Regions from separate parts of the Homo sapiens genome. Here all the other regions are linked to region 5. The links are chromatin loops, found by intact Hi-C in ENCODE. Cell type or tissue: GM12878. All regions are shown on one strand. Links, peaks and the distances in the headings refer to the core of each region. The heading gives the core; the rest is flanking DNA.

The links. Hi-C counts contacts between places; a loop is a spot of excess contacts. Peaks named below come from ENCODE experiments on the same cell type or tissue, not always from the same donor. Only the 100,000 strongest peaks of a DNase experiment are listed, where the experiment ranks them.
Region 1: it touches region 5 in a loop (4-fold over the local background); 7 of 110 quality-filtered maps call a loop at or near these places.
Region 2: it touches region 5 in a loop (4-fold over the local background); 6 of 110 quality-filtered maps call a loop at or near these places.
Region 3: a loop joins it to region 5, with 6 times the contacts of the local background. A loop is called at or near these places in 8 of 110 quality-filtered maps.
Region 4: it touches region 5 in a loop (3-fold over the local background); 17 of 110 quality-filtered maps call a loop at or near these places.

What each region holds. Positions count from the first base shown.
Region 1 is chr12:31,808,578-31,814,537 of GRCh38, forward strand. No RefSeq gene overlaps it. Among named protein-coding and RNA genes, the nearest start is that of H3-5, 19 kb to the left of the region's middle. In GM12878, for the core only: a CTCF peak has its summit at 4,940; a DNase peak (open chromatin) is centred at 2,794; H3K4me3 peaks cover 613 bases; H3K27ac peaks cover 2,168 bases.
Region 2 is chr12:31,679,514-31,685,473 of GRCh38, forward strand. The region is part of intron 6 of AMN1 (antagonist of mitotic exit network 1 homolog); the gene reads right to left. Among named protein-coding and RNA genes, the nearest start is that of ETFBKMT, 23 kb to the left of the region's middle. RefSeq lists a silencer at 2,934-3,023. In GM12878, for the core only: a CTCF peak has its summit at 2,798 (motif pointing right); DNase peaks (open chromatin) are centred at 2,798 and 3,158.
Region 3 is chr12:31,894,243-31,900,202 of GRCh38, forward strand. It overlaps the pseudogene RPLP2P4. Among named protein-coding and RNA genes, the nearest start is that of LINC02422, 10 kb to the left of the region's middle. RefSeq lists a silencer at 1,740-1,839. In GM12878, for the core only: no CTCF peak of the experiment used is centred there; a DNase peak (open chromatin) is centred at 2,469; H3K4me3 peaks cover 568 bases; H3K27ac peaks cover 3,103 bases.
Region 4 is chr12:31,963,899-31,969,858 of GRCh38, forward strand. The region is part of intron 2 of RESF1 (retroelement silencing factor 1); the gene reads left to right. Among named protein-coding and RNA genes, the nearest start is that of RESF1, 7.5 kb to the left of the region's middle. RefSeq lists an enhancer at 3,224-3,293. In GM12878, for the core only: no CTCF peak of the experiment used is centred there; a DNase peak (open chromatin) is centred at 3,110; H3K4me3 peaks cover 487 bases; H3K27ac peaks cover 1,063 bases.
Region 5 is chr12:31,746,623-31,752,582 of GRCh38, forward strand. It overlaps LOC105369724 (a long non-coding RNA gene), which reads right to left. Exons shown (of 4, transcript XR_931501.3): 3 at 4,626-4,731; 4 at 2,511-2,816. Among named protein-coding and RNA genes, the nearest start is that of AMN1-AS1, 20 kb to the left of the region's middle. RefSeq lists enhancers at 1,998-3,197, 2,184-2,769, 2,492-2,561, 2,582-2,761, 2,613-2,907 and 1 more. In GM12878, for the core only: no CTCF peak of the experiment used is centred there; a DNase peak (open chromatin) is centred at 2,779; H3K4me3 peaks cover 905 bases; H3K27ac peaks cover 4,000 bases.

The DNA of each region.
Region 1 (5,960 bases), core at 941-4,940, 62 kb after region 5:
TGTATTTCTTAAATGTATTTGATTGATGACTCATGTCTCCCTAAAATGAATAAAACCAAGCTGGCCGGGCGCAGTGGCTGATGCCTGTAATCCCAGCACTTTGGGAGGCCAAAGTGGGCGGATCACGAGGTCAGGAGATCGAGACCATCCTGGCTAACACGGTGAAACCCCGTCTCTACTAAAACAAAAAATTAGCCAGGCGCAGTGGCAGGCACCTGTAGTCCCAGCTACTCGGGAGGCTTGAGGCAGAAGAATGGCGTGAACCTGGGAGGTGGAGCTTGCAGTGAGCAGAGATCACGCCACTGCACTCCAGCCTGGGTGACAGAGCGAGACTCCGTCTCAAAAAAAAAAAAAAAAAAAAAACCCAAGCTGTGCCCCGACCACCTTGGGCGCATATTCTCAGAATCTCCTGAGGGCTGTGTCATGGGCCATGGTCACTCATATTTGGCTCAGAATAAATCTCTTCAAATATTTAACAGAGTTTGACTCTTTTCATCAACATATCCACTGTGGCAGAAACCTGTTGGTGTCCCCACCTCAATCCCTGGGGATCCCTGCTACCATTTTGTGGTGCCCATTCCCCCAGGAGCTGTGGGTGCTGCTGGTAATGGTTTGTACCTACAACCCCAGGGGACTGGACTTGGATGATTAGAGCCACCTGGACATGAAGTTCATGGGAGTTATGTGCTGCTTTAACCAGTGACTGTCTATGGTAGGGTACAAATGTTCTGGTCCCTTGCCTAAGGGCAGACAGATTCTGCTTGCACTTTATGCTTCAGGGCTCCCGGTAGGAATAGGCTGAGTCTAGACTTCCCCTGAAACCATTCTTGCTTTCCTTCTTCCCCTCCCCTGGCCTGCTTCCCTCCCTCACCCTCCTAGATTTCTACCTAGACTACTTTCCTAATAAATCACTTGCCTACGAAGCTCCACCAGTCTCAGCTTCTAGGGAAATAGACTGAAGACACTCACGTATGCACAAAATGACATATACAAGATTATCCATTGTTTCATTCATAATAGAAGACTGTTAACAAGCAAATGTTCATCACTAGGCTCCTGGTTAAATAAAGTACAGCTGCCCCAGGAAGGAAACTAGGGGTTCAGGAATACGGTGAAAAGTAAACTTTCACTGAACTTTTAGTTCTTTCTGAATTTTTTTTTTTTTGAGACAGAGTCTCCCCCTTGCCCAGGATGGAGTGCAGTGGCACGATCTCGGCTCACCGCAACCTCCGCCTCCTAGGTTCAAGTGATTCTCCTGCCTCAGCTTCCCGAGTAGCTGGGATTACAGGTGTGCATCGCCACACCCGGCTAATTTTTGTATTTTTAGTATAGATGGAGTTTCACCATGTTGGCCAGGCTGGTCTCGAACTCCTGACTTCAGGTGATCCGCCTGCCTTGGCCTCCCACAGTGCTGAGATTACAGGTGTGAGCCACCGTGCCTGGCCTCTTTCTGAATTTTGAAGCATTTGGATGTATTGCTTTTTTTTTTTTTGAGACGGAGTCTCGCTCTGTCACCAAGCTGGAGTACAGTGGCGAGATCTCGGCTCACTGCAACTTCCACTTCCCGGGTTCAAACGATTCTCCTGCCTCAGCCTCCCGAGTAGCTGGGACTACAGGCGTGCACCACCACGCCCGGCTGATTTTTATATTTTTAGTAGAGATGGGGTTTCACCATGTTGGCCAGGCTGGTCTCGAACTCCTGACTTCAGATGATCTGCCTGCCTCGGCCTCCCAAAGTGCTGGGATTACAGGCATGGGCCACCATGCCTGGCCTGCTTATTTTTTAAAAAAATAAAATTAATGTTAAAATAATTAATTAAGGCTGGGCACAGTGGCTCACACCTGTAATCCTAGCACTTTAGGAGGCCGAAGCAGGTGGATCACTTATGCCCAGGAGTTCGAGAACCAGACTGGGCAACATGGTGAAACCTCATCTCTACAAAAAGTAAAAAAATTAACCGGGCATGGTCGTGCATGCCTGTGTTCCCAGCTACTTGGGAGGCTGAGGTGGGAGGATCACTTGAGCCTGGGAGGTCGAGGCTGCAGTGAGCTATGATTGTACCACTGCACTCCAGCCTGGGTGACAGTGAGATTCTGTTTCCAAAAAAAATTAATTAATCAAAAAATCCACTAAACAAGTAAATTGGATACTTAGGTGAAAATCTTAAGTGTAGGCCGGGTGCAGTGGCTCACGCCTGTAATCCCAGCACTTTGGGAGGCCGAGGCGGGTGGATCACAAGGTCAAGAGATCGAGACCATCCTGGCTAACATGGTGAAAACCCGTCTCTACTAAAAATATAAAAAATTAACCGGGCGCGGTGGCGGGCGCCTGTAGTCCCAGCTACTCCGGAGGCTGAGGCAGGAGAATAGTGTGAACCTGGGAGGCAGAGCTTGCAGTGAGCCGAGATCGTGCCACTGCACTCCAGCCTGGGCGACAGAGCGAGACTCAGTCTCAAAAAAAAAAAAAAAGAAAGAAAATCTTAAGTGTAAGTACCTAAACAATCTATTAAATGACCTGTGAAACCAAGGGCTCCTAATGCTATGACCAAAGACTGAAGCTCTCTATGAGATGCCAGCCACTCAATAGTGCACTTTTTCTGAGAAGATATAAGACAGCCACTCAGAATTATGATGTAATAATTGGTAATGTGGGGAAGTAAATAAATGTCTCAAAGTTTTGCTTTTGAAAAATGACTAGTAAATAGTAATAACAAAACTGTTATTTATGGAGGGATGAGTCTGTGGCCTATCTCTCTTCCCTTTTATGTCTACGTTTCTCACAGTCATCTACACTCCCTGTCACTTGTACTTATTCCCTTGACACTGCAATCTAGCTTCATCCACTCCCCCAAAATGACTCTTCCCAACGCTATCAATGACCCCTTTGTCTTTCCATCCAGTGGCTGTTTTTCAATCCTCGTATTCCTTAACTCTCAGCAGCATTCTGTGACATGATGCTCTCCTGGTGTTCTGCCTGCATCTCTGCTCATTTCTTTTTAGACTCCTTTGTCAGTTTATGCTCTTCTGCCAGTCTTTTTTTGAGACGGAGTTTCGCTCTTAGTCCAGGCTGGAGTGCAGTGGCGCGATCTCAGCTCACTGCAACCTCAGCCTCCCGGGGTCAAGCGATTCTCCTGCCTCAGCCTCTCCAGTAGCTGCGCCTGCCACCAGGCCCAGCTAATTCTTTTCTTCTTTTTTTTTTTTTTTTGAGACAGAGTCTCGCTCTATCCCCCAGGCTGGAGTGCGTACTCTATCCCCTAGGCTGGAGTACAGTGTCGCAATCTTGGCTCACTGCAACCTCCGCCACCCAGGTTCAAGTTATTCTCCTGCCTCAGCCTCCTGAGTAGCTGGGATTACAGGCGTGTGCCACCATGCCTGGCTAATTTTTTATTTTTTATTTTTGAAATGGAGTCTTCCTCTGTTGCCCGGGCTGGAGTGCAGTGGTGCGATCTCGGCCTACTGCAACCTCTGCCTCCTGGGTTCCAGTGATTCTCCTGCCTCAGCCTCTCGAGTAGCTGGGACTACAGGTGTGCGCCACTGCGCCAGGCTAATTTTTGTATTTTTAGTAGAGACAGGGTTTCACCATATTGGTCAGGCCAGTCTCAAACTTCTGACTTTAGGTGATCTGCCCACCTCAGCCTCCCAAAGTGCTGGGATTACAGGCGTGAGCCACCATGCCCGGCCAATTTTTGTATTTTTTAATTAGCAACGGGGTTTCACCACGTTGGCCAGGTTATTAACCACATCCATGGCTCTGATTACCACCTGTGGATAAATATGTCCCCAGTTCTCCTCTGAGCTCCTATTTTCCTTTTTTTTTAGAGGGTCTCACTCTGTCACCCAAGCTGGAGTGCAATGGTGCGATCATGGCTCATTGCAGCCTTGACTTCCAGTGCTCAAGCCATCCTCCCACCTCAGCCTCCCAAGTGTCTGGGACTACAGGCATGAGCCACCAAGCACCAGCTAATTTTTGTATTTTTTTGTAGAGAAGGGGTTTTGCCATGTTGCCCAGACTGGTCTCAAACTCCCGAGCTCAAGCGATCTACTGGCCTCGGCCTCCCAGACAGCTGGGATTACAGGCACAAGCCACCGTGCCCAGCCTCTGAGCTCCTATTTTCCTTTTATTATTATTATTATTATTATTATTATTATTATTATTATTATTATTATTTTGAGACGGAGTCTCACTCTGTCACCCAGGCTATAGTGCAGTGGCACGATCTCGGCTCCTGGGTTCAAGCCTCCTGGGTTCAAGTCATTCTCTAGCCTCAGCCTCCCAAGTAGCTGGGGCTACAGGCATGCACCACCATGCCCGGCTAGTTTTTCTATTTTTAGTAGCGATGGGGTTCACCATGTTAGCCAGACTAGTCTCAAACTCCTGACCTCATATGATCCACCCACCTCGGCCTCCCAAAGTGCTGGGATTACAGGCGTGAGCCACCGCGCCCGGCCTGAGCGCCTATATTCAACTGCACATTTAACATTTCCACTTGAATATCCCATTGAATGGCACCAACATTCATCCAATTTCTCCTTTCAGGAGCTTGGGGACCATCTTTCTCTTTTAGTATTCATATCTAACAAATCACCAAGTTCCATCAATTTTATCATTTAAGTATCTTTCTAATCTGTTCATTTCCTTCCATCTATACTGTCACCACCCTCATTTTAACTACCTTATAGTTTCTCACCTGATTAGTCCAAAAGCCTTTTAACTTCCTTTCTGCTTTCAATCTTGTTTTTTCTCTATTGCATTCCTCACACTGCACCCAGAATAATCTTTTTAAAATGTAATGTCACACTCCCTTCAGTAAAATCTTGCCTTTGATTTTCAGTGCATTTCAAATGAAGTCCAAAGTTCTCACCATGAACTCCAGTGCTGTGTGATCTGGCCTTTGCCTGCCTCTCCCATTTTGTTTCACAGCCCTCTCCCTTTGGCTCCCTCTAGGTTCCTTCCTCAGCAGTGGTTCTTTATTGTCTCAGGGCATCTGCTTTTGTTGTTTCACAGTTGTTAACATTCTTCTTTCTGCTTTCATGTATTTGGCCTTTTCTCAGTGTTCAAGTCTTGGATCAAATGTCACTTCCTCAGAAAGCCCTCTCCAGGCCGGGCACAGTGGCTCACACCTGTAATCCCAACAATTTAGAAGACCATGGTGGGAGGATCACTTGAGCCCAGGAGTTCAAGACCAGCCTGCGCAACATGGTGAAACTCCACCTTTACAAACAATTGTTTAAAATTAGCTGGATGTAGTAGCGTGCACCTGTAGTCTCAGCTACTCAGGAGGCTGAGGTGGGAGGATTGCCTGAGAGGTTGAGGCTGCAGTGAGCTAGGATTGCACCACTGCACTTCAGCCTGGGTGACAGAGCAAGACCCTGTTTCAAAGAACAAAATGCATCTTATTCTTGGTACTTGTAATTTGTAAACACATTCATTTACACATGCACATACGTCTATATAATTACATATTAAATATGTAATTATGTATTCACGTGTTTATTGTCCATCTCCAACACCCACCTCTATCCCAAATGTCAACTCCATAGAGGCAGGGACCTTATTAGTCTTGTTCACCAGTGTATTCCTTTTAGCTAGAATAATGCCTAGCACACAGCAAGAAAAGTAAGAAAAATGATGTGGGGAATCTTTTAACAAATGATTATTCATTCAGAGATTCCCCACATCATTTTTCTTTCTTTTTTGCCCTCTAGTTACATTGGCTTTGAATTCTTTTTTCTTTTTTTTTGAGACTTAGTCTGGCTCTGTCGCCCAGGCTGGAGTGCAGTAGCGCCATCTCGGCTCACTGCAATCTCCGCATCCCGGGTTCAAGCGATTCTCTTGCCTCAGCCTCCTGAGTAGCTGGGATTACAGGCGCCCGCCACCATGCCTGGCTATTTTTTTGTATTTTTGGTAGAGACGACGTTTCACCGTGTTAGCCAGGATGTCTTGATCTCCTGACCTTGTG
Region 2 (5,960 bases), core at 1,235-5,234, 67 kb before region 5:
GAGTGAGACTCCATTTCAAAAAAAAGAACTTGCCTTTAAATCAGGTTAAAACAAATCCTCAGATAAGATTAAAATTCAAGTCGACTAAATTGAAAGCGGCAGATTTCCTGTTGGATTCTCCTGCCTCTCAGGGTAAAACATAAGGACTCTCTAACTGCTTTATTGCCCTTCTAAAATCCTCCATGTCTTTGAATACTGTCAAACATGCTTAGATAACTATGAGAAACGGCAATGCATGTCTGCTGTAGGAGATTAGCAAAGGTATGTGAGGTGAACTTACTGATAATCATTGAAGACCTAATTGAATTAAAATGCTTTAGTAAGTTTTAGGACAGGCTTGGTGGCTCACACCTGTAATCTCAGTACTTTGGGAGGCTGAGGTGGGCAGATCACCTGAGGTCAGGAGTTCGAGACTAGGCTGGCCAAAATGGTGAAACCCTGTCTCTACTAAAAATACAAAAAATTAGCCGGGTGTGGTGGCACCCGCTTGTGATCCCAACTCAGGAGGCTGAGACAGGAGAATCGCTTGCACCCGGGAGGTGGAGGTTGCAGTGAACCAAGATCGCACCACTACACTCCAGGCGGCAACAAAGAGTGAAACTCCATCTCAAAAAAAAAAAAAAGATTTAGTAAGTTTAAAAATTATTTTCATGCTGTTGTAACATCTATAAAACTATAATTTTCTTTTCTTTTCTTTTCTTTTGAGATGGAGTTTTGCTCTTTGTTGCCCAGGCTGGAGTGTAGTGGTGTGATCTTGGCTCACTGCAACCTCCGCCTCCCGGGTTCAAGCAATTCTCCTGTCTCAGCCTCCCAAATACCTGGGATTATAGGCACCCGTCACCACGCCCGACTCATTTCTGTATTTTTAGTAGAGACGGGGTTTCACCATGTTGGCCAAGCTGGTCTCAAACTCCTGACCTCAGGTGATCCGCCTGCCTCGGCCCCCCCACAGGGCTGGGATTACAGGCGTGAGCCACCATACACAGCCAAAACCATAATTTTCATATTTCTAATAGCAGCTTAGTTTTTATCTCTTCTGCAGAAACCAACTCAGAGTACTTCTAACAGTTTCAAGTCCTAATTCATAATGTGAAGTTATGTTTTATTCTAACTAAGGTTAAGAAATTTTATAAATACTTAGAAACATAGTCGAGAAAATAGGTTAATTCAGGAGATCTGATGGGAAATTACAGTGAGCAGTGCTAATCTGGGAGTCAGGTTGCTTTGAGGGTAACAATATTATAATTGCACATGCATATGCAAGTATAGTAAATACTTTCTATATAATATAAATTTTATGGTCTTAAATACTCATATGTGAGCAACCATATGAATATATAAGAGGAATCATGTTATATAAGGTGTCACGAAAGAAGAAAGGCCTTCCATGTATCAAACAAAAAACCCCCACAAACACAACCAGCATTTATCTTCCTTGGAAAAAGAAGAAATTAAAAATCAAATATAAGGTGAACATGTTAGCCCACTTTACTTCCATTCAATGATGTTAGCAAAAATATATCATTATAGAAGATTTAGGGGTACTGATGGTTAAGTGGGAAGAGTAGAAGTGATCTGGGTAGTTAAAATTTCTTCAGCTTTTTTCTCTTTAGTTTATTAATAAAAGCCATTTTATATGAACTATTTAAAAAATTTATTTTTTTTGATGTGATGACTCAAGGTAGAATATATTGTATGAACTCTTGCATTATTATTTTTATTTATTTTTTTTGAGACGAAGTTTCGCTCTTGTTGCTCAGGCTGGAGTATAGTGGCATGACCTTGGCTCACTGCAACCTCTGCCTCCTGCGTTCAAGCAATTCTCCTGCCTTAGCCTCCTGAGTAGCTGGAATTACAGGCATACATCATCATGCCTGGCTAATTTTTGTATTTTTAGTAGAGACAGGGTTTCACCATGTTGGTCAGGCTGGTCTCATAGTCCTGACCTCAGGTGATCCACCTGCCTCGGCCTCCCAAAGTTCTGGGATTACAGGCGTGAGCCACCATGCCCGGCCTCTTGCATTATTATTAATATTAGATCTCTCAATGTTATGATAATTGGCCATTATGCACAAGGCAAAGTCGAGATCCATAAGAGTTAAGTGATTTATTCGATGTTCTGGAGAGATGGCGTGGATGGGATCAGCGTTCGTTTTACTGTATCTTAAGATTTTAGTTTTAGTCTTAGCACTATTATTATTTTATTAGACAGCAAGTCTCAGTTAATGTTGTGCAGGCTGATTTCAAACCCCTGGGGCCTCAAGCGATCCTCCCACCTCAGCCTCCCGAGTAGCTGGGACTATAGGTGTGCACCACCATGCCCAGCTAATTAAAACAATTTTTTATAGAAGCAGGGTTTCTCTATGTTGCCCAGGCTGGTGTCAAACTCCTGCATTCAAGCGATCCACCCACCTTGGCCTCCCAAAGTGCTGGGATTACAGGCATGAGCCACCGCACCCTGACACAAATAACATTTCAATATCTCACTTTCCTATTCTGTGAAATCAGGGATCAGAAAAATAACATTTTAAAATGTGATGGAGTTGGCTAGGGTAATCAAAAAAGTGTTCTGTGCTAGAAATTTGGAAATGCTTGGACAAACGAAGTTAAACAGTTTCTTAGCTATAGTATTTCTCAGAGCCTTTGACAAATTAACATTCATAATAGTGGCATGTTGCCCTTCACAAACTTTTTGGACATATAAACACTTTTTGTTTTATGTTATGGCACACCATGTAACTGCAGTGAATCTGAAGGATTTCAGGGCAGAACAAAGAAAAAGATGTGACCACAAGGTGGCAGTGGGACACAACAAGCTCTCTTTGGACAGCGCTTTGACAGGTTTGTATGCCGGGAAGTCCCTCACAGCATGAGACCTTCCAAAGGCAGCGACAGTGTAGGGCGGCCACTACTCAGAAGGGGGAGGGTAAGAGAATTCCTGGAGGACTAGAGAGAGGGTGTATGTGTCATGACGTTGTTTAGCAGCAAGATCGGCGGGGCGGGTGGGGGGGTGTCTCTGGGTTACAGAGCTCCAAAGGGCAGCAGTGATTTGGGGTCTTTTATAGCCTGGGGTTTTTATCTATGGATAGTAGACGTTGAGTGTAGTTTGCAGGGTATGTAAAGCAGGTGGGCTCTAGATAGATGGCTAATAATTTGGTTATTTAGGCTATACTTAAACAATTGGATGTGTAAACATTTGATTTGGTGATGATGGGCTTTTGAGCTAACAGTCCTGGTTGCTGTGAAGAAGTAAACAACACAGGGCCCCAAAGGTCATTTTTAGATCATGTAACGGTAACACCTAGTCCAGCATTTACCAACTGTGATCTTCCAGATCAAAAATATTTTTATTCCAAATATTTTGAACTCCTGCCATTTCAATGTCTACTTCCACTACTTCTGGCAGCCACACAAAAATATAAGAAGTGATTTGAAAGGGGTATGCTATTCTTTTTTTTTTTTTTTTTGAGACAGTGTCTCACCTTGTCACTCAGGCTGGAGTGCAGTGGCACAATCTTGGCTAATTGCAACCTCTGCCCCCCAGGCTCAAGTGATCCTCATGCGTCAGCCATCAGAGTAGCTGGGATTACAGGCGTGCGCCACCATGCCCAGCTAATTTTTGTATTTTTAGTAGAGAGGGGGTTTCACCATATTGGCCAGGCTGGTCTCAAACTCCTAATCTCAAGTGATCTGCCTGCCTTGGCCTCCCAAAGTGCAGGACTACAGGCGTGAGCTACCACACCTGGCCAGAAAATGATATGCTATTCTTGCTGCAAATGTTGAAGTTGACTGATAATTTTTCTTTACCATAAAGCAGTGGTTCCCAAAGTGTAGTCTGCATATTCTGTAGTCTGAGACCCTTTCAGGGTTGTGAACTGAACTAGTTACTTTTCTCATGGAACACCATTTTTACTTTTTAAAAGAATGATTGATATGGTTTGACTGTGTCGCCACCCAAATCTCATCTTGAATTGTAGCTCCCACAATTCCCATGTGTCGTGAGAGGGACCCGGTGGGAGGTAATTGAATCATGGGGGCAAGTCTTTCCTGTGCTGTTCTTATGATAGTAAATAAGTCTCATGAGATCTGATGGTTTTAAAAGGGGAAACCCCTTCTCTTGGCTCTCATTCTCTCTTGCCTGCCACCCTGTAAGACGTGCCTTTCGCCTTCAGCCATGATTGTGAGGCTTCCCCAGCCACGTGGAACTGTGAGTCCATTAAACCTCTTTTTCTTTATAAGTTACCCAGTCTTGGGTATGTCTGTATCAGCAGTGTGAAAACGGACTAATACAATGACTACAGTGTAAGGTTATTCTTATTTGAGTACTTGGCAGACTATTTCATGAAAATAGAAGAAATGAGGCTGTCATTTCAAAGAAAACAAATGACAGAATTTGTTGTCAGTGATAAAGCTTTAGCTTTCAAGTGAATTTTGGAAGCCTCGTAGCTGCCACTGTGATCTTGAAAGCTATCCAGGACCTTTCTAATGACATCAGTTATTATGTTAACAACTGATTTTTGTTTTGGATAATAAAATGTGTCAATATTTAAAAGATCTATATAACTCAGAGAACCAATATTTTCCGAACTGCCAATGCATGATGTTACAAAATCATGCATTGGTAAAGATCAACTCAAAATTCAAGACAGACTAGTGCATCATAACACAAATGTATGAAAAGTGCATCATAACAAAATGTACGCAAAGTTCATTGATATGTTTTCAAGTTCCACATTGCAACAACCCATAAGAAATTACCACTTGCTGAGTTTTGGGGTATCAAAGAAGAGTATCCACAATGATCTGAAAAGTGATGATCTGAATGAAAATATATCTCTTTTCTAGGTAATAGATTTACGATTTTTAAAAAATGAATGTCTATTAAAATTTATCTGTTTTAATAGAAATTTTAATTTAACAAATATACATAAACAAAAACTCTTTGGGGATCCTCAGTGATTTTTTTTTTTTTTTTGAGATGGAGTCTCACTCTATTGCCCAGGCTGGAGTGCCGTTGTGCGATCTTGGCTCACTGCAAGCTCGGCCTCCCAAGTTCATGCCATTCTCCTGCCTCAGCCTCCTGAATAGCTGGGACTACAGGCGCCCGCCACCATGCCCGGCTAATTTTTTTGTATTTTTAGTACGGACAGGGTTTCACCGTGTTAGCCAGGATGATCTCGATCTCCTGACCTTGTGATCCACCTGCCTTGGCCTCGCAAAGTGCTGGGATTACCGGCGTGAGCCACCGCGCCCGGCCTGGGATCCTCAATAATTTTTAAGAATGTAAATGGGTCCTGGGGTCTATTTGAAAAATACTACCAGAAAGTATTATTTCAATTACTGAAACCTACAAATGGTTAAGTGTTTTCTCATCACCAACATAAAAATACGAAGGTAAAACCAATAGAATTGCTCTGAAACATACGGGGAATACAAAATCTAAGATGCTTCTTAAGTGAGTTACATTTATATCACATATCTTTTAGATTTTTATAAATTTTGTTTTCCATAATTATTATTTTTTTTTTTTTGAGATAGAGTCCTGCCCACTCTTGCCCAGGCTGGAGTGCAGTGCGGAGATCTTGGCTCACTGTAACCTCTGCCTTCCAGGTTCAAGCTATTCTCCTGCCTCAGCCTCCCAAGTAGCTGGGATTACAGGCACCCAGCCCCACACTCAACTAATTTTTGTATTTTTAGTAGACACAGGGTTTCACCATGTTGGCCAGGTTGGTCTTGAACTCCTGACCTCAAGTGGTCTGCCCACCTCAGCCTCCCAAAGTGTTGGGATTACAGGCGTGAGCCACTTCGCCTGGCCTATAATGGTATTTTAATTTGTATGTTGAACAAAGATGGCTCTTAAGGTTCAACATTAACAGCAATTCTACTTTTGTCTCCCTTGGTCCCTCCAAAGCTGTCCATTGAAGGATCATTCTTCCCACACTCTTAAATGAAAATTTAGT
Region 3 (5,960 bases), core at 659-4,658, 150 kb after region 5:
GAGACAGAATCTTGCTCTGTTACCTAGGCTGGAGTGTAGTGGCGCGATCTCAGCTCACTGCAACCTCTGCCTCCTGGGTTCAAGCAATTCTCCTGCCTCAGCCTCCCAGGTAGCTGGGACTACAGATGCCTGCCACCACATCTGGTTAATTTTTTGTATTTTTAGTAGAGATGGCATTTCACCATTTTGCCCAGGCTGGTCTTGAACTCCTGACCTCAGGTGGTCCACCTGCCTCCAGCCTCCCAAAGCACTGAGATTACAGGCATGAGCCACCGTGCCTGGCCCTGTCTGGCCTTTTTACTGCTTTTTATGGCTTATTGAAATAGCTTGTATTAGTCCTTTCTCATACTACTCTCATACTAAGAACACATCCAAGACTGGGTAATTTAGAAAGGAAAGAAGTTTAACTGACTCACAGTTCAGCATGGCTGAGGAGGCCTTAGGAAACTGATGATCATGGTGGAAAGGGAAGCAAACATGTTCTTCTTCACAGGGCAGCAGGAAGGAGAATGAGGGTCAAGTGAAGCAGCAAGCTCCTTATAAAACTATCAAATCTCGTGAGAACTTACTATCACAACAATAGCATGGGAGAAACTGCCACCATGATTCAATTACATCCCACCGGGTCCCTTACACAACATGTGGGGACTATGGGAACTAAAATTCAAGATGAGATTTGGGTGCAGCCACAGCCAAACCCTATAATTCTGCCCCTGGCCCCTCTCAAATCTCCTGTCTTCACATTTCTTTTTTCTTTTTTTTTTTTTTTTTTTTTTTTTTTGAGATAGAGTCTCACTCTGTCACCAGGCTGGATTGCAGTGGCACAAGCTTGGCTCACTGCAACCTCCACCTCCTGGGTTCTAGCCATTCTCCTGCCTCAGCCTCTGCAGTAACTGGGACTACAGGCGCATGCCACCACACATGGCTAATTATTGTATTTTTAGTAGAGACGGGGTTTCACCATGTTGGCCAGGATGGTCTCGAACTCCTGACCTCAGGTGATCTGCCTGCCTCAGCCTCCCGAATGCTGGGATTACAGGCATGAGCCACACTGCACCTGGCCGATGATAAACCTTTGAAAGCTAAAAAGCAAAGAGATGATTGCAGACTAACTCAGAAGAACTGAGAAAGCTGAATTATGTGGCAACAGTAGAGAAAAATTGAAAACAGAAATGATTATATTGTAGAATCACAAACAGACCCAGATCTTCTACCTGCTCTCATGCTGCTGGATGACTGTTTCTCCCTAGTTTCAGCAGAAGTTGGAGTCTGTGGACTGGGAAACATCAAGTACAGCTGAGAGCTTTGATACCAAACAAAAATGGAGGTTTACACAATCACATGCTTGCTGATTGCTAAGCCCCTGCCTCCTGCCTCACAGCCTTCATCAATCATTTAGTGCCCAAACCATGTCAGCCAGATCTTTACCCTCTAGGAAGGGGATTGTCACACCTTTCTCTCAGGAATCAAAGCAGCCCAAGAGGAAAGAAGAGAAACTGATAAGATTACCCAACAAATAAATGGCCCTACAGTAAACTCAGAAATACAAGAGCTCTCCATATACTGCAAACTTCCAATCAGCTGTAGTCCTTCATTCCTCATCGTAAGAAACCAAAAATTACCAGAACTCTAAAGTAAGCCTCTATCATGCAAGACAAAAAGCACACAAGCAGGGAAAGCACCTTGGAGAAACAGAATACTATGTGGATGAAAGAAAACTAACTCATGTTCAGTCAAAGCTTCTCATAAAAGACCAGGTGCCGGTTGGGCGCGGTGGCTCCCTCACTCACTTTGGGAGGCCGAGGGAGGTGTATCACAAGGTCAAGAGATCGAGACCATCCTGGCTAACATGGTAAAACCCCATCTCTACTGAAAATACAAAAATTAGCTGGGCATGGTGGCGGTCGCCTGTAGTCCCAGCTACTCAGGAGGCTGAGGCAGGAGAATCACTTGAACTCAGGGGGTGCAGGTTACAGTGAGCCGAGAGCGCCACTGCATTCCAGCCTGGGTGACAGAGCGAGACTCCATCTCAAAAAAATAAATAAATAAAAGACCAGGCCCGGTGGCTTACACCTGTAATCCTAGCACTTTAGGAGGCTGAGGCGGGCGGATCACTTGAGGTCAGGAGTTTGAGATCAGCCTGGCCAACATGGTGAAACCCCGTCGGAGTGAGACTCTGTCTCAAAAAAAAAGAAAGTTTCTCATAAAAGAGCAGCAAAGAAATCTGTTATGGTTAAAACATAGAACAAACAAATAACAAATAACAATAACTAAGGAAGCTTAGTTTATTAGAAATGTGCCAGGCAAGGGAGATAGTGAGCAAATGGAGTCAGTCAAATGGACGCCGAGTAGCTTTAACATTTGAGTTTTATACAGTTTCACTGAGGAGGCGTTAGCCAAAGGATGCTTTTAGGGCGGGGATAACAAGAGTTGGGGGAGGGGCAGGAAGGAAGGGTAGAGTTAGGGCAGGAAAGAATTGGTCAAAAGTTGCAAAGTTGAGTCACTGACTGTGTCGATAGGCTAGGCAAGGCTGTCTGTGAAAAAGTCTGTGGTTTTGTTTCCTGAACACCTGGGTCCAAGCTGAGCTGTTGCTGACATAGTTTATCTGTCTTGCAAATTGTGGTCTCTGTACTGTTTTTCAAGTTGTGGTTTCTGTAGTTTTCCATTTCTCAGTCTTGAGAAAGATAAGATAAGAAAAGATACTGCATTCTGAAAACAAGAACAAGATGTTATTTTGTAAAAAGAGGAACATTCAGAGAACAAGAAGAAATTTTAGACGTTAAAGACATGATAAGAAATGAACATTTTAATGAAGAATTGAAAGATAAAATTGAGGAAATTACACAGAAAGCGTGGCAAAAAGACAAGGAGATAGGAAATGAGAGAAAAAAGGTAAGAAAATTTATGAAATCTATGAAGTTCAGCAGCCAAATAATAGAATTTCCAGGAAGAGTAAAACAGAGGGGAAGAAATCAACAATGAAATAGTTCAGGCTGGGCGTGGTGGCTCACACCTGAAATCCTAGCACTTTGGGAGGCTGAGGCGGGCGGATTGCCTGAGCTCAGGAGTTCAAGACCAGCCTGGGCAACACAGTGAAACCATGTCTCTACTAAAATACAAAAAATTAGCTGGGTGTGGTGGCATGCACCTGTAGTCGCAGCTACTTGGGAGGCTGAGGCAGAAGAATCGCTTGAACCCAGGAGGCGGAGGTTGCAGTGAGCTGAGACTGGGCCGCTGCACTCCAGCCTGGGCAACAGGGCGAGACTCCATCTCCAAAAAAAAAAAAAAAAGAAATAGTTGAAGAAACACACTCAGAATAGAAGAACCAAATTGAAAGTGTCCATCATAATAGATGAAAATTGTCCTGCACTAAAGCATATGATTGTGAAATGTAAAATATCTAGGACAAACAGGAGATTCTCAGGCTTCCAGAAGGGGTAGAAGGGTGGCACAAAAGGGTGGTGGGGGAGTCGGAATTGGATTGGGTTTCTCAGCAGCAACACAGGAATAAGAAAAGAAACAAACTAAAAGAGGAAGGTGTGGCTTTCTTTTCCTCCGGGACACAGAAGGTCGTCCTTCCTACCTACTGGCTGCCCTCGGGGGCAACCCCTTGCCCAGCACCAAGGACGTCAAGAAGATCCTGTACAATATAAGCAATAAGGCCAATGGCAACCAGTGCAGCAAGATCATCAGTGAGCTGAATGGAAAAAACATTAAAGGTGTCATTGCCCAGGGTATTGGCAAGTTGCCATTGTGCTCTCCCACAAGGCTGTGGCCGCCTCTGCTGCCCCGGCTCTGTAGCTCCTGCTGCTGGCCCTGCCCCTACTACAAAGAAGAAGAAACATGAGAAGAAGGAGTCCCAAGAGTCACATGGTGACATATGATTTGACTTCCTGCTCCCCTGCCAATTCCCCTGGAAAGAAAGAAAGAAGGGAGGGAGGGAAGGAGGGAGAGGAAGGGGAGTGGGGGAGGGGAGGGGAGGGAAAGGGAAGGGAATAGAAGAAACAGGAGAGACGCAAAGTGATGGCGAAGGAAAATCACAGGATCAAAAACAGCAAATGTAGAAAGCAACTGATCCGGACTGGGAGAGGCATAACTCAAAAGACAGGCATGTTGGGGATTTGTTATCCACCATTTAAAAAGATAAAGCCATTCTTAGCCCATGGGTCATACAAAAACAGGCTGCAGGTCAGTTTTCTGACCCCGATCTAGTCAATAAAAAAGAAACAGGATGAACTGACACTAATTTCTGGAAAGAAGGAAGGAAGGAGGAAAGGAGGCAGGAAGGAAAAAAAAGAAGAAAGGGGCCAGGCGTGGTGTCTCACCCTTGTAATCCCAGCACTTTGAAAGGCCAAGGCGGGTTGATCACGTGAGGTCAGGAGTTTGAGACCAGCCTGGGTAACATGGTGAAACCCCGTCTCTACTAAAAATACAAAAATTAGCCGGGCATGGTAGTGCACCCCTGTAGTCCCAACTACTCGGGAGGCTGAGGCAGGAAAAACACTTGAACCCGGGAGTCAGAGGTTGCAGTGAGCCTGGATGGTACCACTGCATTCCAGCCTGGGTGACAGCAAGACTCCGTCTCAAAAAAAAAAAAAAAAGAAGTAAGAAGTAAGGAAAGAACAAAGGAAGGAAGGAAGCAAGAAGGAAAGAAAAAGAAAGAAAAAGAAGAAAGGAAGAAAAGAAAGAAGAAAGAAAAGAAAGAAGAAAGAAAAGAAAGAGAAAGAAAGAAGAAAAGAAAGGAAGGAAGGAAGGAAGGAGGCTAGGTAGAGGTGTGACCCTGGTATTGATAAAGAGATAGGGGAGTGGTCAAAGGCATTTCCCTACATCATACTGTAAGGAAAATTCCTGGGTGAGCCCACAGAAACGACAGGTTAATCCAAATTATAAACTGAGTAATCTCATTGTAGAGCCTTTGCATAAATCCAGGATACCTAGTTATCCAATAGTCTCCCTGGCCAGATTGCCAAAGCTTTCGCTGCTCTGGGTCTTCTTCCTCATTGTAGTCCCTGTCATCAGGGTTTCCACAGCACTCAACTCATTCTCCAAGCTTTGACTGCAGTATTCTTCAGGATACATCATCAATCATCTTCCCTCTGCCTTGACATGGTGCTTGGCACTGTGACCCTTGACACAATGTTAAGTGCCTTGACATATTGCTACACTCCCCAAATAAGACTTACTTCAAGTGAATATACATTAGATATCTGCAGGAAAAATGAAGAAGAGCAAGACAGCAACCATCCCTTCCCTTTAAGAATTCCCTTCAAGAACAAGGATTTTTCTCCATATAACAAGAATGTGATTGCAAATTGCTTCACAAAAAAGTAATCTGGCAGAGCTGTAATCTCCACTGGCCTCTCCAAAAAGCCACAAATAAAATAGCCTTTGATATAGACAATAAATTGTAAATATCAGTAGAAGCTTCCTTAGAAGCTATCTTGATGATAGACACTGACTTTTTTGTTTATTTTTATTTATGTTATTTCCATTGCATTATGTGGCAAAATATTTCACATTAATCTAACCATCAGTCTGCTTTCTATCACTATATACAATATTTGCCTTTTCTAAAATTTTATAAATGTGGAATGATATCGTAGAATCTTCGGTGTCTGGCTCCTTGTATTTAGCATAATGCTTTTTTTTTTTTTTTTTTTTGAGACAATCCTGCTAGGCTGGAGTGCACCAGTGTGATCTGGGCTCGCTGCAACCTCTACCTCCCAGGTTCAAGCGATTCTCGTGCCTCTGCCTCCAGAGTAGCTGGGATTACAGGCGCCCACCACCACACCTGGCTAATTTTTGTATTTTCGGTAAAGACAGACTTTCACCATGTTGGCCAGGCTGGTCACAAACTCCTGACCTCAAGTGATCCACCCCACTCGGCCTCCCAAGGTGCTGGGATTACAGGTGTGAGTCACCACACCCAGCTGTCTTCAGCATAATGCTTTCGAGATTCA
Region 4 (5,960 bases), core at 1,129-5,128, 220 kb after region 5:
TATGGATATGCCACTTTTGCTTATTCTTCCATCAGTTAACAGACGTTTGACACGTTTTCACTCTTTGACTACTGTGAATAGTGCAGCTATGATCATTCATAGTGTTTATGTAGACGTGTATTTTTATTTCTTTTGGGTAAATACCTAGGAGTGGAATTCCTTGGTTATGATAACTGTTTAACATTTTGAGGAACTGCCAGGCTATTATCCAAAGTAGATTTACCACTTTATTTTTTATTTAACTTTTGTTTTATGTTTGGGGGTACGTGTGTAGGTTTGGGGGTACGTGTATAGGTAAAGTTGTGTCATGGGGGTTTGTGGAACATTATTTAATCACCCAGGTATTAAGCCTAGTACCCAATTAGTTGTTTTTTTTTCAAATCCTCTCCCTCCTCCCACGCTTTGCCTGCTTATAGGCCCCAGTGTGTTGAGCCCCTCTACATGTCCATGTGTTCTCATCATTTAGCTCCCACTTATGTGTGAAAGCATGCAATATTTGGTTTCCTGTGTTAGTTTGCTAAGGATAATGTCCTCTAGCTCCAAGCTCCTGCAAAGGACATGATCTCATTCTTTTTTTATGGCTGCATAGTATTCCCTAGTGTATGTGTACTGTTTTCTTTATGCGGTTTACCGTTGATGGGCATTTAGGTTGATTCTGGGTCTTTGCTATTGTGAATAGACATGCACAATTTTATACAGCAATGTTTGAGAGATGGTTGGTCTACATCCATAGACACTTAACTTTTATAGCCATAGAAGTGAGCCTGAAGTGGTAGCTCATTGTGGTTGTGATTTGCATTTACCTGATGATTAGTCATGTTAAGCATCTTTTTATGTGCATGTTGATTTCTTTGGAGAAGTATCTATTCAAAACTTTTGGCCTTAAATTTGTGTTGTCTTTGGATTGTCAGGTTGTAAGTTTTTAAGATATCCTGGATTCTGATCCTTCCTTACTAGGGACCATAAATGTGAGGGTTTACTCCTGGGTTCTAGGTTCTGTTCCATTGATCAATGCCTGTCCTGTGTCAGTACTATATGGTCTTGTTTATTGTAGTTTTGTCGTTTTGTTTTTTTGTTTTTTGTTTTTAAGACTGAATCTCACTGTGTTGCCCAGAATGGAGTGCGGTGGTGTGATCTTGGCTCACTGTAACCTCCGCTTCCGATTCTTCTGCCTCAGCCTCCAAAGTAGCTAGGATTACAGACACTTGCCACCACACCGCGGTAATTTTTGTATTTTTGGTAGAGGCGAGGTTTCACCATGTTGGCCAGGCTGGTCTCGAACTTCTGACCTCAAGTGATCAGCGTGCCTCTGCCTCCCAAAGTGCTGGAATTACAGGCGTGAGCCACTGCTCCCTGCCGGCTACTCCCTTTTCAACCCCTCCTTTTTCTGTGTCAAAGTTGCTGAGTGGCAGTCAGAAAATGAAAGTACCTCTGATTGGTCCCCTCCCACAACCAATCAGGCTAGTGGCTGGCCACTACTTCATTTACATAACGTGAATCCATGGTAAACCTCTAGAGAGTATTTAAACTGCAGAAAATTATGTAACTTGACTGTCTTGAGCCACTGCTGCCCCCGCTCCCACCCTGTGGAGTGTGCTGTCCTTTAAAATAAGTCTCTGCTTTGGCTGCCTTGCTTGTGTGGTTTGTTCAGTTCTTTGTTCAAGACGCCAAGAACCTGGACAGCTACCCTCAACTGCATGGTTTAGAGGAACTCTTCTGTTCCACTGAAGGCATTTTGTCTATCTCCAGTGGCAGAAAATTGACTCACTCATAATAGGAGCGATGAAGAAGCGATACTTCTGGCCAACATGGTGAAAAGCCATCTCTACTAAAAATACAAAAATTAGCTGGGCGTGGTGGCGTGTGCCTGAAATCCCAGCTGCTGGGGAGGCTGAGGCAGGAGAATCGCTTAAACTCAGGAGGTGGAGGTTGCAGTGAGCCAAGATCACGCCACTGCACTCTAGCCTGGTGACAGAGCGAGACTTCGTCTCAAAAAAAAAAAAAAAAAAGAAGTGATACTTCGAATACAGTTTTTACCTCAACACAGTGTTGTCTTAATATGGTTTGTACCCGCCTGCCACACACTGATGTGTCATGTATACTTGGGGGTGCTTGTCAGCGCTTTTCAGATATTTAAGATCACCAGACCTCTAGTACACGGTGTGTCCAATCTTTTGGCTTCCCTAGGCCACTTTGGAAGAAGAATTGTCTTGGGCCACACATAAAATACACTAACACTAACAATAGCTAATGAGCTTTAAAAAAAATTGCAAAAAAAAAATCTCATAATGTTTTAATCATGCTTATGAATTAGTGTTGGGCCTCATTCAAAGCCGTCTTGGGCTGCATGCTGCCCATGGGCCGCGGATTGGACAAGCTTGATTTAGTAGATGTTTCCTTGAGTTGGGTATCCAGAGGGCTCCGAAATGAATTACTTGGCAGAATTCTCGTAGGGTAACTGGCTTCCGCTTCATGTGTTCTCTGTTGTCTTTAATTCCCATTTTAGGGAATAATACAAATAGAAAACATGGTCTAAAATTTGTCTCTGGCTTCTCTGCTCTGAAGGCACAACAGACTAGTGTCAGTATTCTAGCCTGAATGATGATAGTCTGTTGCATTGGTCTGAACTTCCTGCTGGCCAGTCAAGATGTGTGATTGCCAGCACTTCATGCTGTACCTGTGTTAACGAGTCAGAAAAAGTAGAGCAATTTATTTCTCCCTTTTTTAGGGAGAAAGCCCTGTGGCTCTCACTGGTGAAGCTTGGTAGTTGGGATATATTTAGCTTACTTGGCTCTGCATGGGGAACGTTTGGTATGTCCTCCACAATAGGTGTGATCATCCTGCTGGGAATCACGATTGCAGGCACTTTTTAATCCAGTGTTGCCTAAGACAAAGTACAATGGATTAGGATATCTGATTGGATGGCCTGTGGTTCTGAATAGAGTTTGTAGCTGGATACATGAAAGATGGGAAGGCAGAGTTGTAGGTGAACAGCTTCACCGTGGTGCCCTGATGACTTGCTCTTCTCATAGACCATGGAGGCAAAGCTTAGGCTTAATCACAGGCTGACCCATATTCTGGCAGGACAACCCTGCAGGTCCTCCAAGAACAAAGTGAGAGAAAAGCAGCCCTGTGAGAAACAGTCACAAAGCAGTTTCTCATCTGCCTCCTTGGTTTCAATTGTGCATAGGACTTTACCACCTTGGGGGGTATACTTGCTGGCTATAAAATGGCCACAGTTTGGTGTTCTCATCTGGCTTGGTGTCATCCCGTGGGGCTGGGGATACTGATCTTGATTTTGCTGTTGGACTTAGTAATATATGAATCCATTTGGCCTTTTGCTGACTGCAGTTACAGAAGCATAGAGAACTGTTCTGCCCCTTCTAACCACTGTGCTGCAAGAGGGAGGATTGCGAGTCTTTGTTAATTTGTTGTGATACTTAAATGAGATAAAAGTATATGAAGCATTCCACATAGTTCTTTACATACAGATTTTCAAATGTTAGTTGTTTATAGTAGTACAGATGTACCTCAGCTTACGATGGAGTTACATTTCGATAACCTGTATTAAGTAGAAAATGTAAGTCAAAAATGGGGTTTTATAGACATGATGGGATGGGAAAACACAACATCCAAAAAACTTAGCTAACACAGTACACCATTGATTGGTTTTTTGTTTTTTTTAATGTGCCGTGGGAGGGGCAGCCCTGCACGCCCGCCCACCCCCACCCCCCACAACACCAGCCTGCCTCCGCAGGGGGGATTTTTGTTTTTTTTGTGTGTGTGTGTGTTTTTCATTGATTGTTAATGCTCATGATCACGTGGCTGACTGGGTGCTATGGCTTGCTGCCACCACCCAGCGTGGAAGAATATCATACTGCCTATCACAGGCCCGGGAAAAGATCAAAATTCAAAGTACAATTTCTGCTGAATGCCTGTATCACTTTTGCATCATTGTAAAGTCAAAATTATTAAGTCATACCATTGTATTGTGGTCCAGGACCATCTGGGCTTAGAAAAATGGATTCTAGAAAGCCTATTTAAGGACTGATAGGCTAATTTTTTCTGTGACTAAGGTGACAGAAAGCCAGAGCTAGTACAGGTTGAATAAATTGTGTTACATTTGGAATTCCTGAAAAGTGGCTTTTTACACTGAATTGTTAGTATTGGTGGTTTGTTAACTTTCTACAGGTATCTCTAATTTTTCGAATGCTTATGTTGCAAGTCAGGTTTTCAATGAAAAATAGACTTTACTCAGTTTAACCATATCAGTGGATACTCTTCAAATAAACTTTCCTTTGTGGAACATAAGAAGTGGAACTTAAAAAGCCATAAGGGAAGTTTTCAATTTAAAATACCAGAGCGAATTTATATATTTTAGGTATAAGAATAGTATTTTAATGTATATTATTTATTTCTTAAGTCCTACGTCTTTTAGGTACTGAAATGCTTACAGATGAAATCATGCTATGTCTGTGGTTGGCATAGATAGAAAAGGAAACAGAAGTGGTCAGGACTTTTTCCCATCTATAAGTTTACATTAGGACTTCTCTTTTTTTTTTTTTTTTGAGACGGAGTCTCACTCTTTCGCCCAAGCTGGACTGCAGTGGCGCTATCCCGGCTCACTGCAAGCTCCGCCTCTTGGGTTCATGCCATTCTCCTGCCTCAGCCTCCCGAGTAGCTGGGATTACAGGCGCCCACCACCATGCCCGGCTAATTTTTTGTATTTTTAGTAGAGACGGGGTTTCACCGTGTTAGCCAGGATGGTCTCGATCTCCTGACCTCGTGATCCGCCCGCCTCTGCCTCCCAAAGTGCTGGGATTACAGGCGTGAGCCACCGCGCCCGGCCTAGGACTTCTCTTTAATGGGGTGTTCAGATAATGTTTGTTTATTCAGCAAATACTGAAACCTGCTAGACATTATCTACATGCATGTGTCTTTTGGGTTGGCCTGAAAGACTTTTATGCCTGTCGTATTGGCTGTTAATAGTACTTTGATTCACTCTGATGATGTTCCACTTACCTTTAATAAATTGTCAACCCACTTTTCTTTCCCTTTTTTGAGACAGATCTTGCTGTGTCATCCAGGCTGGAGTACAGTGGCACTACCATAGTCCACTGCACTCTCGACTTCCCATGCTCAAGTGATCCTTCCATCTCAGCCTCCCAAGTAGCTGGGAATATAGGCGTGTACCACCACGCCTAGCTAGTGTTTCTATTTTTATTTTTATTTTTTTGTAGAGACTGGGTCTTACTGTGTTGCCCATGCTGGTTTTGAACTGCTGGACTCTGCCTCAGCCTCTCAGCATGCTGAGATTATAGGTGTGAGCCACCACACCTGGCCAGTGGTAACCCCTGTGTATAAAACAATTCTTAGGCTGGGATGGCTTGAGCCTCAGGAGTTCAAGACCAGCCTAGGCAACATGGAGAAACCTCATCTCTACAAAACATTAAAAAAATTAGCCACACGGTGGCATTCACCTGTAGTCCCAGCTGCTTGGGAAGCTGTGGTGAGAGAATTGCTTGAGCCCAGGAGGTGGAGTTGGCAGTGAGCTGAGATCGTGCCACTACACTCTAGCCTGGATGACATAGTGAGACCCTGTCTCAAAAAAAATAAACCAAAATTCTTGCTGTGGCTCAGTTTATACTTCCATATTCTATTTCTTGCTGTTTTATCTGACCTACAGCAGACCTGGCCACCATGCCATATTCACAATATTAGGTTCATTTTCTGGTTTGTTTGGTTTTCTTTTGTTTTTGAGACGGAGTCTTGCTCTGTCGCACAGTCTGGAGTGCAGTGGCATGATTCCCGCTCACCACTGCCTCAACCCCCTGGGTTCATCCAATGCCTCAGCCCCCCAAGTAGCTGAGAATACAGGTGTGTGCTACCACAATGCTGCCCAGGTTAGTCTCGAACTTCTGAGCTCAAGTGATCTGCCTGCCTTGGCCTCCCAAAGTTCT
Region 5 (5,960 bases), core at 1,210-5,209:
CAGCTCTAGAGAGTCCTAATATTTAGAAGATGAGGAGAAAAAAGAGGCAGGTACTAGCAAGGAGATTGAGAAGAAGCAGCCAGTGATAAAGAGGGGAAACAGTGTGGCTTCAGGAAAACTTCAAGAAGAAAGTGTTTCAAAAAGAAAATAATGGTCAGCTACTACTGAGAAATTAACTGTGATTTGGATAGAGAACAAATCATTAGATTTGGCAAGATAAAGATGGTTGGCAAGCTTGATAGGGGATGTTTTGTGGCAGATGGCAAGTGTCGGTGGCTTTATCCAATTCTGAACAGGATATTTGCTAGCATGCACACAAGACCGTAATTCCTCTTTCATAATGAATGCTACTAATGTTACACAATGTCAGATGAGTCACTTGACAATGTAATTTTCCAGTAGCAGTGTGTTTTGCTTTCTCTCTGAGCATATTTTGAATAATTTCACATTAGGTTTTTACAAACCTTTTGACAGCAGTAAGAACTGTCTGTTTTAGGATATAAGAAGTGCAAATCTGAATGGATATCTAGTTTTGGCCTCTTTCTGACTTTAGCAAAAGAATTATTTAATTTTTTACTATGCTGTTTTGTTTTAGAAATGAAAAATTTAATTGGTTTACCAGTGCTCAGTGTTTTGTTAGAAATCAAAATGAAGGTCGGGCGCGGTGGCTCACGCCTGTAATCCCAGCACTTTGAGAGAACGAGGTGGGTGGATCACAAGGTCAGGAGATCGAGACCATCCTGGCTAACATGGTGAAACCCTGTCTCTACTAAAAATACAAAAAATTAGCCGGGCCTGGCAGCGGGCGCCTGTAATCCCAGCTACTCTGAGGCAGGAGAATGGCGTGAACCTGGGAGGTGGAGGTTGCAGTGAGCCAAGATCGCGCCACTGCACTCCAGCCTGGGCAATAGAGCGAGACTCCATCTCAAAAAAAAGAAAAGAAAAAAAAAATCAAAATGAAAGCATCATTAACTTCATGTCAAAACTTGACAGACTTACTTAAAAGATAAACATGGTGTAAAAAAAAGAGTAGCTGGATTGCTCATTTTCAGATATCCACTTTCATACTTCTATTCACATTTTTCTTTACTTGTTTCTATAAAATTATCATATTCACCTATTTCCTCAGTGAAAATGGGGCTCTTGTTAATTTTTTATATTTGTGACATTCTCTACTTTAATATTCACATTACTATTTTCATCACTATGTTTTGGTTTAGTGAAATACTTTCAAAGTCCTCGATAACATTTTTTTCTATAAATTTTTTATTTTTTAATTATCCGGGCATGGTGGCTTCGCCTGTGGTCCTAGCTACTTGGTAGGCAGAGGCGGGAGGATCACTTGAGCCCATGAGGTCGAGGCTACAGTGAGCCATGATCACGCCACTGCATTCCAACCTGGTCAACGTACGTAGCAAGACCCAGCAGTGTTGTCTTGAGCATGTCACTTAACCTCTCCAAGTCTGTTTCCTCATCTTTCCTTTGCAAGCACAGCAAGTCCCTGTAATAAGATAGGCACAACTGTCTGATCCAGGTAGGCACGAGTTGGCAAAGACTGGAGATCTACCTTCTGCTTTGATGACTTTTCTGCATTAATCTTCTCATTTTCTACTATCCTCTGGCCAGGCACGGTGGCTCACCCCTGTAATCCCAGCACTTTGGGAGGCTGAGGTGGGCAGATCACGAGGTCAGGAGATAGAGACCATCCTGGCTAACACACTGAAACCCCGTCTCTACTTAAAATACAAAAAATTAGCCAGGCATGGTGGCCGGCGCCTGTAGTCCCAGCCACTTGGGAGGCTGAGGCAGGAGTCCATAACATTTTTTTAAACATTGGCGATATAAGGCCACACTGGTAACCACATGAAAAATTAAAGTGTTGTGAAAATATTTTAAACCAAGATGACTTTTACCTGGTAAATTTTTTTTTTTTTTGAGACGGAGTCTCGCTCTGTCACCCAGGCTGGCGTGCAGTGGCACCATCTCGGCTCACTGCAACCTCCGCCTCCCAGGCTCAAGCGATTCTTCTGCCTCAGCCTCCCGAGTAGCTGGGACTACAGGTGCGAGCCACCACGCCCAGCTAATTTTTGTATTTTTAGTAGAGACAGGGTGTCACCATATTGGCCAGGCTGGTCTCGAACTCCTAGACCTCGTGATCTGCCCACCTTGGCCTCCCAAAGTGCTGGGATTACAGGCGTGAACCACTGCGCCCGGCCTTACCTGTTAAATTAATGTTAGTGGAAACACATTGCCAAACTCAATTTTTCAAGTACATGTATCTTCAAAATACAAATATACTTCAAAGCTACTGTACTTTGAAATATGTTATCTTCAAAAATGACATTATCACTAAGAATATAGGAAGCCTTAAGAATTGAATATGGTGGTTCAAAATTAGTATTTTTCCTCTTTGTAGGGGAAATCACCCAAAAGTAACAATCAGAACTGTTACCACCTGACTGGTTCTTGCCCACTGCACAGATAAAACCAAAACACTGAGCCAGCAGGAGTTGCAGCAGAGAAAGAGTTTGATTATTGCAAGGCAATAGAGTGAGGAGGACGGGATACATTTCCCAGATCCACCTCACCAAGAATTCAGAGGCTAAGGTTTTTAAGGATGATTTGGCAGGTAGGGCATTAGGAAACAGATGTTGTGGATTGGTTGGGGGATGAAATCATAGGAGTGTTGAAACTGTCTTCATGTGCTGAGTCATTTCCTGCAGGGGAGTGGTCAGAGGACCGGTTGAGTCAGTTCCTTTGTTGCAGTCACGGTCACTGTTCAAGCTGGTGTCAGTTGATTCACCTGAAGGCAAAGTCTGAAAAATATCTCAGAGATCAGTCTCAGGTTTCACAATAGCGCTTGTGACTGCCTGTTACATAACTCCTGAGCAATAAGCAATTATAGAAAAGCAAACAAGAGAACAATGATGGGCTATCATTCAACTACGCCTACAGCTTAAGAGGTGAGCTCCCTGGTGATTGAAACTGCTTGCACTCCTCAGTTGATCCAACTTCTGGAAAATACAAAGGCAGTCTGCATGACTTAAAGATCATTGTTTCTTTTTCTTTTTTTTTTTTTTTTTGAGACAGAGTCTTGGTCTGTCGCCGAGGCTGGAGTGCAGTGGCACAACCTGGGCTCACTGCAACCTCCGCCTCCTGGGTTCAAGCGATTCTCCTGCTTCAGCCTCCCGAGTAGCTGGGATCACAGGCATGTGCCACCACGCCTGGCTAATTTTTTGTATTTTTAGTAGAGGCGGGGTTTCACCGTGTTGGCCAGGCAGTGGCTCAATGCCTATAATCCCAGCACTTTGGGAGGCAGAGGCTGGCAGATCACCTGAGGTCAGGAGTTCGAGACCAGCCTGGCCAACATGGTGAAACCCCGCCTCTACTAAAAATACAAAAAATTAGCCGGGCGTGGTGGCACACGCCTGCAATCCCAGCTACTCGGGAGGCTGAGGCAGGAGAATTGCTTGAACCCGGGAGGCAGAGGCTGTAGTGAGCTGAGATCGCACCACCGTACTCCAGCCTGGGCGACAGAGCAAGACTTCATCACAAAAAAAAAAAAAAGGACTATGTTACGTAATCATGCCTGGTAGATGAAAATGTCAAAGGGAAAGAAAGTAAGTGTAACAAACATCTATTAGCTGTGCCTCTATTTTAACAAAATTTAGGCCTCTCTAAATTACAAAGTAAGTGGAATGGTTGAGTGTGGGAGGGCATTAGGGGTGCAGATTTTAGAAGTATTTTATTAGATTTAGGGTTTGGGATTAGATTAGATGAGGGGTAATAAATGATTGCTAGGGAGAATGACTGGATCAGGGAACAGAAATTAACTTGTAGGTAGTTCTCTTTGGAATTTAAATGATCCTTGGAGAGAGTCAGTCATTATCTTGAAAAAGGGTCTGTTTAGGTGTGGTTACATTTTCGGTCTTACAGATGTTACCAAAACACCCAAGATTCAGTCTAGGTCCTGTTGCTCCCCTCACAGAAAGCCAATCATTAAGACAATGAGTATTGCCAGGGAAGAAGGCTGTAATCCAGTGCTGCAGCAGAGGAGATGGGAGATCAGTCCCAAATCCAACTCCCTGACTGTCTAAAATTTGGGATTTGTATAGCAGGGAAGAAATGTAACTATGTGTGGAAAAACGGGAATTTTAGGGAGGGGTAAGGAAGAGAAAGGGGTCAACAGGAAGCAGGCAGTCATGATTGGTGAGGCGTCTGGCTCCCTTTGTCCAGATGTGATGATCTGGTAAGTTTCAGCTCCTTGATACTGTCTGGGAGGACTGATGGTTTCTTTTCTGAGAAAGCAACTCAGATAAGACAGATGTAATTTTCTCAAGTTTTAAGACCAGGAGGATAAATTTCTATGTTTATTAAAAAGAACCATAAACATCACCTCTACAGGACAATTGGGCAGGTTTCCCAGGGAAGGGAAGAAAACTATTGTTCTCCTTGGTGGGTCTGGAGCTTAGGCAGGTAAAGGAACTTGAGCCTCTTTGGAAGAGCTGGTGAGGGGTGGGTAGATCAGAGAGACCTTGAGTCTTCTTAGTTCAGGATGTAAACATGCCATATTTTGGGGAATTGGTTTCTAAGCCTCAACATTACAGACAGGAATGAAAACCGACCTTGTCTGGAGGAGAACTTTCCAAGTTTGGTACAGAGGACTCCCACAGATTATGATGAAGCCATCAACTCACAAACTGGATTACCAAACACACAAGAAGGCAATCACTGTGAGAGTCAGCAGAAACAACTGATTTAGATTTCTCAAATATTTCTAGTATTAGAATTATAATTACATATATACGACATAAAACAGCTGTGTATGAAGTGTTTAAAGAAGTATATAATTTAAAAAGTGAGCCTTCAACTAGAAACAGGAATGAACAGAAACATTTTGGAAACAATCCAAAAAGAACCAGGAATTAAAAATATAATGGGGTGACTCACATCTGTAATCCCAGCACTTTGTGAGGCTAAGGCGTGTGGATCCTTTGAGATCAGGAGTTTGAGACCAGCCCAGTCAACATGGCAAAACCCCGTCACTACAAAAATACAAAAATTAGCCAGGCATGATGGCACATGCCTGTAATCCCACCACTTTGGGAGGCCGAAGGGTGGATCATTTGCGGTCTGGAATTCAAGACAAGCCTGGCCAACATGATGAAACCCCATCCCTACTAAAAAGACAAAAATTAGTCAGGTGTGGCAGTGTGCGCCTTATAATCCCAGCTGCTTGGGAGGCTGAGGCAGGAGGTTGCAGTGAGCCGAGATCGCACCACTGCACTCCAGCCTGGCCACAGAGCGAGACTTCGTCTCAAAACAAAAAAAAAAAAAAAAAAAAAAAAAATGAGGTCGGGGATGGGGAAGTGGTGGTAGGAACTCAGTGGAGGGATGAACTAGCAGATTAGATAACTCAAGTGAGAATTTGTGAACCAGAAAATATATCTAAATAACTGATCCAGAATGCACAGGGAGAAACAAGGAAATGGAAAATATGAAAAAAAGGTTAAAAGATATGTAAGATAGGATGAGAATGAGACAGGATAGTTCATAGTTCAAGGTCAAGTCTTGACCTTGACCCCCTTTGTGGGCAGGAACTGGAGTGGCTTGTTTCACTCAGCCTGCAGTCCGTGGATGGCTAAGTGTTAACAGCCCAGGCTGACAGCCTTCTGCACCTGCCCTTCTTGACACCCGAATTCTTATTCAGAGTCCAGGAAGAATCAGGTCACATAAACTTTTTGAAGGGTAGTGTATATGGAAGATTTTACTGTGTGATAAAAGTGGCTCTCAGCAGGATGGGGAATTGGAAAGGGGATGGTATGGGAAGAAACTGCTCTTTCTCTGAAGCCGTGTCTATCTGTAGTTTCCGATGCTCAGCTGCATGTATTCCTGATGCTCAGCAGCTTGTATCCCCGACCACTTGCATCAGCTGCTGAGGTTGCTCTTTTTCTTCCTTT